Linked DNA regions of Homo sapiens: region 2 is linked to region 1. Evidence: read pairs that join two places in POLR2A ChIA-PET (ENCODE). Cell type or tissue: GM12878. All regions are shown on one strand. Links, peaks and the distances in the headings refer to the core of each region. The heading gives the core; the rest is flanking DNA.

Region 1 (5,743 bases), core at 377-5,376:
TTTCTGGGAGTCAAGTGGACACCAGGAGGCAGTAAGCCTGAGATAGCTTCCTGTTATGCCACCCAGAAAGGAAGAAGAGACCCAGCAGGGGGCAGCGGGAGGTGGCCCACAGGGGGAAGGGGCTGGGGGGAATATGGCCTGGGGACCATCACCTCCACCCCTGCCTCATGGGGTCTCTCCCAAAGCTCACACCTGGACCACCATTTGAACATCCCTGTTGTCAGCCAGAGAAGCAGCAATGGCCTACGGAGGACAAGGGCAACCCCAGCAAAATGAGGCAGGTGCTCAGAAAAGGGAGGGGCTGAAGGAAACGTGAACTGAGTTTTGAGGCCAAAGTCTTAACTAGCTTAGACTGACTTTGTGCTACTAAAGGTATTTTAAGAAACTGGAAAAGCCCAGGCATGGCGGCTCACACCTGTAATCCCAGTGCTTTAAGAAGCCAAGGCAGGAGGATCACTGAAGGCCAGGAGTTTGAAACCAGCCTGGGCAACGTGGTGAGACCCCGTCTCTATAAAAAATTTAAAAATAGGCATGGTAGCACTGGCCTGTAGTCCCAGCTACTCAGGAGGCTGATGTGGGAGGATCACTTGAGCCCAGGAGGTGGAGGGTGCGGTGAGCTATGATGGTGCCAGTGCACCTCAGCCTGGGTGACAGAGTGAGACCCTGTCTCCAAAAACAAAAAATACATCTATTAAAAAAACAAACTGGAAAGATTTGACAGAGCAGTCCATAGCGCCAAGAAGAACACCATTTCACACATGTGCTCCAGGGAACACATGTGTGAACACATATGTGCTCAACAATAAATAAACCAGCGGCTTCCAAAATGTCCCTTGTAGGTCCTGGGGCCACAGGGAGGATTCCGTGACCTCATAAAGCATTCAGGACACTGCTTGGCACAAGGAGGGGCTCGGTCAATGTTCCTTAGTGAATAGGCATTGGAAACAGAACGGGGGGAGTGGAAGGAGGTCAGTAAGAGGCTTCTGGTTCCCTCTTCATGTGCTCCTGTGCAGGCCGGGTCTCACTAACGCAGGCTTCATCACAACGGCTTCGGCACTGACCGAGTAGTTCAGTGAAACATTAATAGCTGAGAGAGCCAGTGCCCTTCTACAAAGGCTGGAATGTCACAAAAGCCCACCAAGAGTTTTGCCTGGGCCTTTCCTGGGCCTTGAAGCATGACAGGATAACGAAGGAATTCTTAACAGGACCTGTTTAGGATTAAACAAGTTTTACTGGGGGTCTGAAATAACTCCCCAGGCCTCCACAGGCAAGTTTATTGGGGGTCTGAAGGAACTCCCCAAACCCCCATGATTTAGCAGGAGACAAGATAAGGGTAATCACCGCAGCACCTGGACCCATTTAGATTAAATAAATTTACTGAGGCTCCAGAGGAAGAGCTTCAGGACTCAGACCTTAGTTATAGAAGTTAATCACGGCTAGGCATGGTGGCTCAAGCCTGTAATCCCAGCACTTTGGGAGGCCCAGGTGGTTGGATCACAAGATCAGAAGGTCGAGACCAGCCTGACCAACATGGTGAAACCCTGTCTCTACTAAAAATAGAAAAATTAGCCTGGGCGGGGTGGTGCATGCCTGTAATCCCAGCTACTCAGGAGGCTGAGGCAGGAGAATTGCTTGAACACAGGAGGCACAGGTTGCAGTGAACTGCAGTGCACTGCACTCCAGCCTGGGTGACAGAGTGAAACTCCGTCTCCAAAAAAAAAAAAGAAAGAAAGAAAGAAGTTAATCACTTATGTCTTTAGATGAATACACACTCAGACGTAGACATATAGCTTAGAAGGTACATAATCTCTGGAAAACTTTGTAATTTTGAGTTGGTCTGGGGATAATTTCCAGGCCTTCTCCCTGCACCCGGTTACAGAAATCAACTCCTTCCTTTCCCCGTTCATCTGCATCTCGTTATTGGGCCGCGAGAATAAGCAGCCCCACCCTCAGTTTGGTCCGGAAACACTCCTGTTAAGGGGACGACGACAGGAGCATGCCAGAACACTCTTATGCCAAGACAACTTCCAGATTGGGGACTGAGTCCGCCCCTGAGAGGGCAGTCCCTGGACCCCAAGGTGGGGAAGCCTGGGCCCCCATCTCAGGGGGTTCCCCATCCGCTACCCCAGGAGCCAGCGCAAGGCCGAAGCCACGTCTGGGCGGCAAGGGTCGGGGCGGGCTGGGTGCAGCAGGGAGCCCCGCCCATTCTGGGCATCCTGCCTCTGGCAGGGTTGTGCTCTTAGGTGGAGCCACCGCCTGCAGGACCCAGGTCTGTGCCCTCTGCTTCCCTCAGCCTCACAGAGCCTCCCAGCCCGGGCTCCCGCAGCTGCAACGCTGGGCAGGGAAGCCGGGTCTCCATGACAACGTTGACGTCACCGGCCCGGGGCTGGGAATTGCCTCCCGCCCCCAGCAGCGGCCAGGCCCAGCCCCAGCCCGGATCTGCAGCAGCTGGGACCCCAGGAGCGTTGGCGCCTCCGACCCTGTCCTCTGACCTTCCCGTCCTGGCCACCAGGGGCAGACAGGCGTGAACGGGCCAGCCAGGCTCTCACCTGCCTGCCACCTTCCCGAGATCCCGCTTCTTCCCGCCCTTCCCTTTTGTCCTCAAATTGCTCTCAGCTGGTTGCAAGCTCAACAGACCTCGCTTCCTGTTTCATTAACTGGAAACCCCCTCCCGGGAGAATGTGCATTTTAATAGAATGTGGGGAGCGATGAGCTCGCTGCTCTCTCGATGGCTTCACCTCTGCCTCCCTTTACTCCACAATACAGAACAACTCCCAGGCCGGGCGCAGTGGCTCACGCCTGCAATCCCAGCACTTTGGGAGGCCAAGGCGGGCGCATCATCTATGGTCGGGAGTTCGAGACCAGCCTGACCAACAAGGTGAAACCCCCGTCTCTACTAAAAGTACAAAAATTAGCTGGGCATGGTGGCGCATGCCTGTAATCCCAGCTACACGGGAGGCTGAGGCAGAAGAATCACTAGAACCCGGGAGGCGGAGGTTGCGGTGAGCCGAGATCACGCCATTGCACTCCAGCTTGGGCAACAAGAGCAAAACTCCATCTCAAAAAAAAAAAAAAAAAAAAACAAAAAACCTCCCAGATTATCATATAGCCCCTCCCACATCCCGGGCGTCTACCCTGTAACAGCTTCCCACTGCCCTAGTGCTGAGACTTCAGAGGCCTCGGCTCTCTACAGCGGCCCAGACCCCCGTACCTCCTCCTGTTCCTCCTCCTCCTCCTCCCCACTTCCAGCATCTGTTCCGCCGACGAATTGCCAGGCTCTGCCTCGGGGCCTCCGCACATGCTCTTCCCTCTGCCTGCAAGGCAGTTTCCTCCTCCGCCTCCCCTCGGGCTGGAGACTCCAGCTGCTCTCCAGGCCTAGGCTCGCAGGTGAGCTCAGTGCTGCCCCCTCTTGAAGGCGCTCACAGCAGCCTGCACTTCCTTTCGGCCCTCCTTGCTGTCCCCAGGGTGAGGACAGTTAACAATAACGTGGTGTGTGTTTCCAAACAGCGACAAGAGACGTCTGAATGTTCTCACCACAAAGAAATGATCAAGGTTTGGGGTGATGGATTTGCTGGTTACCCTGATTTGATCATTACACAATGTATACATGTATGGAAACCATAAATATGTACCATTGCCAAGTATTGTGAACCCCAAAGTATCTGAGACAGGGCTCAATCAATTTAGAGAGTTTATTTTGCCAAGTTTAAGGACGTGCCGGTGACACAGCCTCAGGAGATCCTGAATGTGTCGAAGGAGGTCAAGGTACAGCTTGTTTTTATACATTTTAGGGAGGCGTAATACGTCAATATGTGTAAGACTGACATTGGTTCCATCTGGAAGCGTGGGACAACTCAAAGTGTGCAGGGCCTTCCAGGTTGTAGATGGATGTAAATTTTTCTGATTGCCAATTGGTTGAAAAGTTATTATCGGTAGTAAGAAATGTCTGAGTCGTGGCCGGGTGCCGTGGCTCACGCCTGTAATCTCAGCAGTTTGGGAGGCTGAGGTGAGTGGATCACTTGGGGTCAGGAGTTCGAGACCAGCCTGCACAACATGGTAAAACCCCATCTCTACTAAAAATACAAAAATTAGCCAGGTGTGGGGTCACATGCCTGTAACTGCAGCTACTTGGCAGGTTGAGGTGGGTTGAACCTGGGAGGTGGAGGTTACAGTAAGACAAGATCATGCCACTGCAGTCCAGCCTGGGCAACACAGTGAGACCCTGTGAAGAAAGAAAGAGAAAGAAAGGAAGGAAGGAAGGAAAGAAGGAAAGAGAGGGAGGGAAGAAAGGAAGGAAGGAAAGAAAGGAAGAAAAGAAGGAAGGAAGGGAAGGAAGGAAAGAAAGGCAGGGAGGAAGGAAGGAAGGAGAGAGAGAGGAAGGAAGGAAGGAAGGGAGGGAGGGAGGAGGGAGGAAGGGCATGCTGGCTCACGGAAAGGAAGGAAGGAAGAAAGAAAGAAAGACAGCCGGGCGTGGTGGCTCACGCTTGTAATCCCAGCACTTTGGGAGGCCGAGGCAGGCTGATCATGAGGTCAGGAGATCAAGACCATCTTGGCTAACACAGTGAAACCCCGTCTCTACTAAAAATACAAAAAAATTAGCCAGGCATGGTGGCAGGCACCTGTAGTCCCAGCTACTCGGCAGGCTGAGGCAGGAGAATGGCGTGAACCCAGGAGGCGGAGCTTGCAGTGAGCCGAGATGGCGCCACTGCACTCCAGCCTGGGCGACAGAGAGAGACTCTGTCTCAAAAAAAAAAAAAAAGGAAGGAAGGAGAAAGACAGAAAGACAGAAAGAAAGGGAGGGAGGGAGGGATGGAGGAAGGAAGGAAAGAAGGAAGGAAAGAAAGAAAGAAAGAAAGAAAGAAAAGAAAAGAAAAGAAAAGAAAAGAAAAGGTCTGAGTTGCCATATGGGTTGTAGAGACCAAGGTGTTATCATGCAGATGGTGCCTTCACGTAACAGGCTTCAGAGAGAATAGATTGTAAATGTTTCTTATCAGACTTAAGGTCTGTGTTAAAGCTGGAGGGTATAATAAGAAATGTCCAACCCCCTCTTCCATGACGGCCTGAACTAGATTTTCAGGTTCATTCTAGAATGTCCTTGGCCTAGAGGAGGGGTCCATTCAGAAGGTTGCAGGGCCTTACAATTTTATTTTTGGTTTACAGTGTCCATTAAAAACAAAATAGAATGCAAAACAAAAAGGAAAATGATTTGTATGATCATTTGTTTAGCAGCTGCCTCCATCCCCACACTGTATGTGGCCTGAGGGTGAGGATGGCATTAGTTCCATTCACTCCTGAGTCCCCAGTGTGCCCAACACACAGTAAGTGCTCAACACATATTTTTAGATGGCCTTATTGAGGTTTAATTGACACACCGTTCAATTCACCCTTAGAAAGTGTGCACTGCAATGGTATTTAGTGTATTCAGAACTGTGCAGACATCATCATGGTCGATTTTAGAACCTTTTCATTACCCAAAAATGATACCCTGTACCTGTGGGCAGTCACCCTCCTATCCCCCATCCCCCTCAGCCCTAAGCAAGCACTAACCTACTTTCTGTTTCTATAGACACTCTGGATGTTCGTATAAATGGAATCACACATTATGTGGACTTTTGTGACTGGCCTCTTCCACTTAGCACAACTTTTTAAAGGTTCTACTTGATACATTGTGCTCAGTGAATAAATGAATGGGTGACTGGATGAATGAAAGGCTGTGAGAAGCAAAGGCAGGGCCCTCTCCTGA
Region 2 (5,743 bases), core at 407-5,406, 220 kb before region 1:
TTGGAAGGGTTGGTATAAATTTCTACTTGTTCACATGGTGTTTTGTTTTTTAATAAGATTTTATGTTTTTTTCTTATATAAGTTCTGTACCTTTATTTAAATTACTCCTAAATGTGTTATGGTTTTTGTCAGTATCACAAATGGGATGTCCCATTTGTCCCTTCCTCCCACACCACATTTCTGTTTGTTACTTCTAGAACAGACAGAAGTGGTTACGTTCAATAAATACAAGAAAAATAAACATCAGTCTCTTTAAAATTGAAGTCTTCCTGTTTTGTAAACTATACAATCAGAATTTGTACAGTTTAAATTTGTATACAATAGAGATCACTCGACCTTTTTTCTAAAATTATACTGATTATTTCATTTGGCTGTTTACATTTATGGCATCTACTAGTTTATGCTTTTTTCATATTTAATTTGTTGCTAACTGTGCTGGTGTTAAACCATCCTTGCATTCCAGAATAAATGCTTAGTTGTAATATATTGCTCTTCTAGTAAACAGCTGGATATTTGCTATTTTTTGAAGTTTAACATCTATATTCACACATGACATTGGTCTACGGCTGAATGAGGTTAGGGGAAAGCTAGGAGTACTATCTTTCTCCAGTTTTGATATGAAAGTTGTATAGCTTCAAGACAGAAGAAGGATTTCCATTGTTCTTCTTACTTTGGTGGAGTGAAATTGGAATTACGTTATTTAAATGAAGACAAAACTAAGCTATAAAACCATCTAGATCCTAAACCTGTTTTATCTAATAGGTGTTTTAACTTTTCTACTGCTTTTCAGAACAATTTTAGCCTATTTACATTCTTTAAGGTAATCATCCATTTGCTGTAGTTTATTATTTGGGGTTCAGTCTCCTTTCCAGTATTTACTCTTACATGTTTTTCCTCTTTATTCTTTTATTAAGTAGGCAAAGAGTTTAACTGGTCTTTTGAGGGCTGGACACAGTGGCTGACACGTGTAATTCCAGCACTTGGGGAGGCTAAGGCAGGAGGATCTGAGAGCAGCCTAGGCAGCAAAGCAGGGCCCTGTCTCCACACACACACACAAATTTTAAATTAGCCAGGCATGGTGGCATATGCCTGTAGTCCCAGCTACTCAGGAAGATCACTTGAGCCCAGGAGGTCAAGGCTGCAGTGAGCCATGATCACACCACTGTATTCCAGGCTGGGTGACAGAAAAAAACACTGTCTCAAAACAAAATTTGGCCTTTTTGATAAACCAGAATGTTTTATTCTTTTTATCCTTTTATTTTTATTTGTGTTTTATTCAGTTGGTTTCTATCTCTTTTATTCCTTTGTTCTATTTTATTGGTGTTTTAAAAGTTCTGAAGATGAATACTTAGTAGTACATACGTCTTCATTCTTTGTGAAGTTTTAAGGCAAGCACTTTCCTCTTCTAAATGTAACTATGGCATAAATGTTTTACTTTCTAAGTAATTTACTTGTTTTAGTATATTTAGAAAATTATTATCTTCAAATTGTGAGCAATTTTGCCATCTTTTTGTGTCTTTTGAATCTAGTCCAGTTACAGCCAATGACTTAGGAAATCATTATTTTTAAAAAATGTATTAAAGTTTTCTAACGAATGCAATCAAATTTATGAAGTTTGAGACAGAAGAAAATAGTGTATGTTATCCATTTGTAGGACACAAAGTTGTATATTTCTTAAGGCAAATTATTTTGATATTATGTCTTTGCTGATTTCTTATATACAAGACTTTCCAAATTCTGAAAGATTTTTTCTTTATACAGTTGTCTTTGTATATGTAGGAATTTTTGTCTTATATACTTAGGTACTATGCTATTTGCTAATGACTTTTATATCCCTTTAGAAAACAAGCATTTTATCATCACATATTGTTCGTCTTAATACACTGTAGTACTTCTGATCGTAAATTCTAGATTGATGTTAACTTTTCCTTCCCAATTTTCCCAGTAACTCTTCCATCCATTCCTATTTGTTTTATTTACCTTGCCTTTAGGCCTCTTGTTGTAAACACTGCAGGTAGATTTCTTTTCTAATAGGAGGATTCAGCCTATTCACCAAATTAAATGTAAGTTCTTATCCATTTCACTTCAATTACTACACATTTTACCTTGCTTTAACTTATTCTGATTCTTTACATTATTTTTACTCTCTTGGTCAAGTTTATGTTGATCTCCTTTTTTCCTCCTTATTTCTTGTCTGTTTTTCAATTCTGACAGTGGTTACCCTCAGTCTAACAATGCTAACTAAAATCACAGTTTCCTTTAACATCAGATGTAGCATTAAATCTCCCTCTGCAGTATAGTTTATTTACTGACTGATTCCCTAGTCGTCAAAGTTGAAATAACCTTTAGCATACCTTTATTTTACCTTTCCATGCCTTTGCTTTGTTGATACTTGATTATTTTTTAGCTTTTGATTGTCATTTTTTATCATGGTATATTTCTTCCAATTCAAAAATCCTTATTTGATATTTACCATGACAAAATTTTTATCACACTGTCATCATCCTGTAAGATGTAACTGTACTGCAAAATTAATTATTCACTGGTTTCCCTCTCTTCACCTCCCTATCTAAAAGTTTTCTTTTCTGACTAAAATAATCATCGATTCAGGGGCTGCCTCAAGATTTCCCTTGAGTAGGATACATGATATATCTAAAATATTGCATACCTTGAAATTCCTTGACATGTCGGGGGCTGGACACTGAATTATTCCGTCTTCCTAGTCCACATTCTACCCACTTTGGGAGTCTTTTAGTTTTCAGCACCAAAGAGGACAAGTCTGATATTAGACTTATTCAGTTTCCTTTATACACAACTAGTGTGCTGGAAGTCCAGGTTTTTAAATTTATCCTTGGAACTTAACATTTTTACTGAAATATTACTGAGGGTATGGATGTGTTTTCTATTCATCTCACCTGCAACCAAGTGGGCCCTCAGAAGCAGCAGATTAGAGAAACACTTCCTTTATTCGCTATTTCATTAATAGCTCTCCACCGTCTGTTTAACTTTGTCCTTTGGGACATGCTTTCATATTAGGTCCTTGGCATCTGTCCTCCCAGCCCACCTTTTCCTTTCTTTCCATCTCATGGTGGGGTTGCCCTAGATTGTGAGACTTTTCCTTCACATTATCTTTGGTGTCACTAATGCAGATCTCTTTATATACTGAATTTTTTAATGCAACAAATCAGGTCTATTCTCTGAATTCCAGAAAGCTTTCTCCAGTGCTCTCCTTGGATGTCTTTGAAAGATCCTATGAGTTATGTGTTACAGTTCTCATCATCTGAGGTTTCCACTGGCTCAGTTTCAACTGCCAGCCATCTATTCCAGGTGTGTACCTTAGTCTGTCTTCCTCTTTTTCCACTGCATGCTCATGGTTTTGTGTGTTCAGTAGTCATGTCACACTCTTGGGTCATGGATGTTAAACACAGCAGTTTTTGCTCTTTGGAGCCAGCATTAGGCAAACTGACCAACTTTAGCTGATGAGGCATAAGGAGGGCCTTTGTGTCCCTCCAGGTCTCCCCAGGTGTAAGGAAATCTTTCCCAACCTCAAAAACCAGGACCAGCTCAGTGCCAGAGTGCAGCTCCCAGTCCTGGACCTCCAGGATTCTAAAGTGTGCAATCTTCTACAAAGGGATTCAAGCATCTGCTCTAGGATAAGCCTTAATCTAGTGCACAACATCCTGGGTTTTCTTCCACTCTAAAGAAGGGCCTCTCCACCCCTTGCAGGTTAGCTCCTACCCAGCACAAAACAGAACCCAGTCCACCCAGGATCAGTACTAAACAGGTCGTGGGGCAGCCAGTTTTCTCAAATGTGCCCTCCAGAAATGGCCAGTTTGCCCATGGAAGATGATGACTATTTAAGCTTTCCTATTTTCCCCAGTCCCATTCTTCGGGATCTCACCATGTTAAATCATTCCAGTGGAGGCCTATTCCAGTTAATGGCAAGATGGGATATAATACGACAACTTAGGAGAAACTATTTACTTGCAGAGAACAATTTGACATGCAGATAAAAATACATGGTCCTTTTTTCTTTGATTTATTATTCCATTGCTAAATATCTAGCCTTGGGAAATAATTTTTAATCAGAAAATATTACATGAAGACCTATATTATTTATAAAGTAAAGAACTGCCAACGACTTGACTCTCCGTTAGTAGGAGCATAAGTGAATTAGGGACCCATACCTGATGAAACAGGCATCAATGGCTTTGAAAATCATTTAAAGTCGTCTGTGAAGTAGAAAAGGGCACCTGTATGAATCTGACTATGGAAATATCATATACAAAAAATCATAAGGCAATGGAAATCTACCAAGATGGTAACGGTCGTTAGATACAGGCTATCTGGGGGACTCTTTTCAACTCCCCCACCTTTCTTACATCTTAAATAAAATACAGTAGGTAATAAAATGGTGCTAAAAATACTCTTTATAAACTAAACAAACATACTGCTAGCAAAGTAAAGGACTGCGACTTGATAAAGTAATTGTGACATGTAAATGGCTTCTTCAGAAGGTGTGTAAAGTGCTTATTGACAGTTTTCTGGGGCTGTAAACTCTATCTCAGCAAAGGTTTTATGAGTAAACTCCATCTTAGCCCTTACTGGATCAATCATTTGCTCAGAAAAGTCTGCATTGAGGCTGTTTACCAGAGTTTCTCCCTGGCTTCCAGAGGATATGGTGATAAATAAAAGGTATGACCGTGGGCATTAAGGAGAAAGCCCAGGTCTACCGAATGCAATTCAGCTCGGCTTCCAAGAGCGACTCTTCATCCCAGTGTGGACAGAAATGCCGAGCTGCACCTGTGAGTGGCACAGAACCAGGTGACAGATGTGGAATTAAATGAAATCTCAAGACCTAGCAGCTGAACTAAAGAAAACTTTCAGAAAGCAGATTTGTGAGCGTCGACTTTCCATTTAGAACCCCACACAACGCCCCTGGCTCCCTACAGTGGCAGCCCCGGCATTAAGCTTCCCTCATCAAGGAAGTCAAATCTGCATCAACACAATTTTCTTTTAAATATACTAATTTTCTCTGCTGCTGGTGATACCTAATCACTTAAATTATTTATAATGTTTCCGGTTGTTTACAACAGCCTTGCAGAGCAGCGGGCCTAGGCAAATGCTGCCCTACCACAATCTAAAACCATTTTTATCACTTGACTTTTCTGTGAAGTGTCTGCGGAGGGGTTTTATGTATAGAGAGAAGCAGCACTGGTTCCCTTTCCCCGGGCAATAGATGCACAAATCCCAGATCTTCAGTGAGCTGGGGAGGGATAAGCTTCACTAAGCAAAGGGTCTGCTTCACTAAGCAAAGGGTCTTCATGCTCACTGGTTTAAGGCTTCTGCTAAAGCCCAGGTTTTACAGTTTTACCATTCAGCTAAATTAATTGATCCCACTAATTCTATATCTGAGTATTGATCCTAAGGAAAGAATTCTGGCGTAAAGGAGGAAAAAGGTACTCACCTAAAGCTGTGCATGATCGCCTTATTTGTAAATGGATTCCATCTAAATGCTCAGCTTGGGGGGTGATTAATTTATGGTCATTCTACTTGATTGGAGGCTATCAGACTTTTTGATAGGATTCCTAAAGATGCACTGGCACCAAAAAGCATCCAGAAAGGATGAGTCTATCTAGGAAGGCATCATCTGGCCTGGCTCTTGCTGAAGTGAAACTATGGGGAACTTACAAGTACCGGCACCCTTTCCTACACTGCCTACACAGAATCACACAGCATTCTC

The links. Peaks named below come from ENCODE experiments on the same cell type or tissue, not always from the same donor. Only the 100,000 strongest peaks of a DNase experiment are listed, where the experiment ranks them.
Region 2: POLR2A ChIA-PET joins it to region 1 with 5 read pairs; 2 of 35 experiments call an interaction of 5 or more read pairs at or near these places.

Annotation. Positions count from the first base shown.
Region 1 is chr16:81,727,196-81,732,938 of GRCh38, reverse strand. No RefSeq gene overlaps it. Among named protein-coding and RNA genes, the nearest start is that of PLCG2, 49 kb to the left of the region's middle. In GM12878, for the core only: a CTCF peak has its summit at 2,509 (motif pointing right); DNase peaks (open chromatin) are centred at 2,396 and 2,626; H3K4me3 peaks cover 998 bases; H3K27ac peaks cover 934 bases.
Region 2 is chr16:81,946,464-81,952,206 of GRCh38, reverse strand. All of the region lies in intron 31 of PLCG2 (phospholipase C gamma 2), which reads right to left. Among named protein-coding and RNA genes, the nearest start is that of SDR42E1, 62 kb to the left of the region's middle. In GM12878, for the core only: no CTCF peak of the experiment used is centred there; no DNase peak of the experiment used is centred there.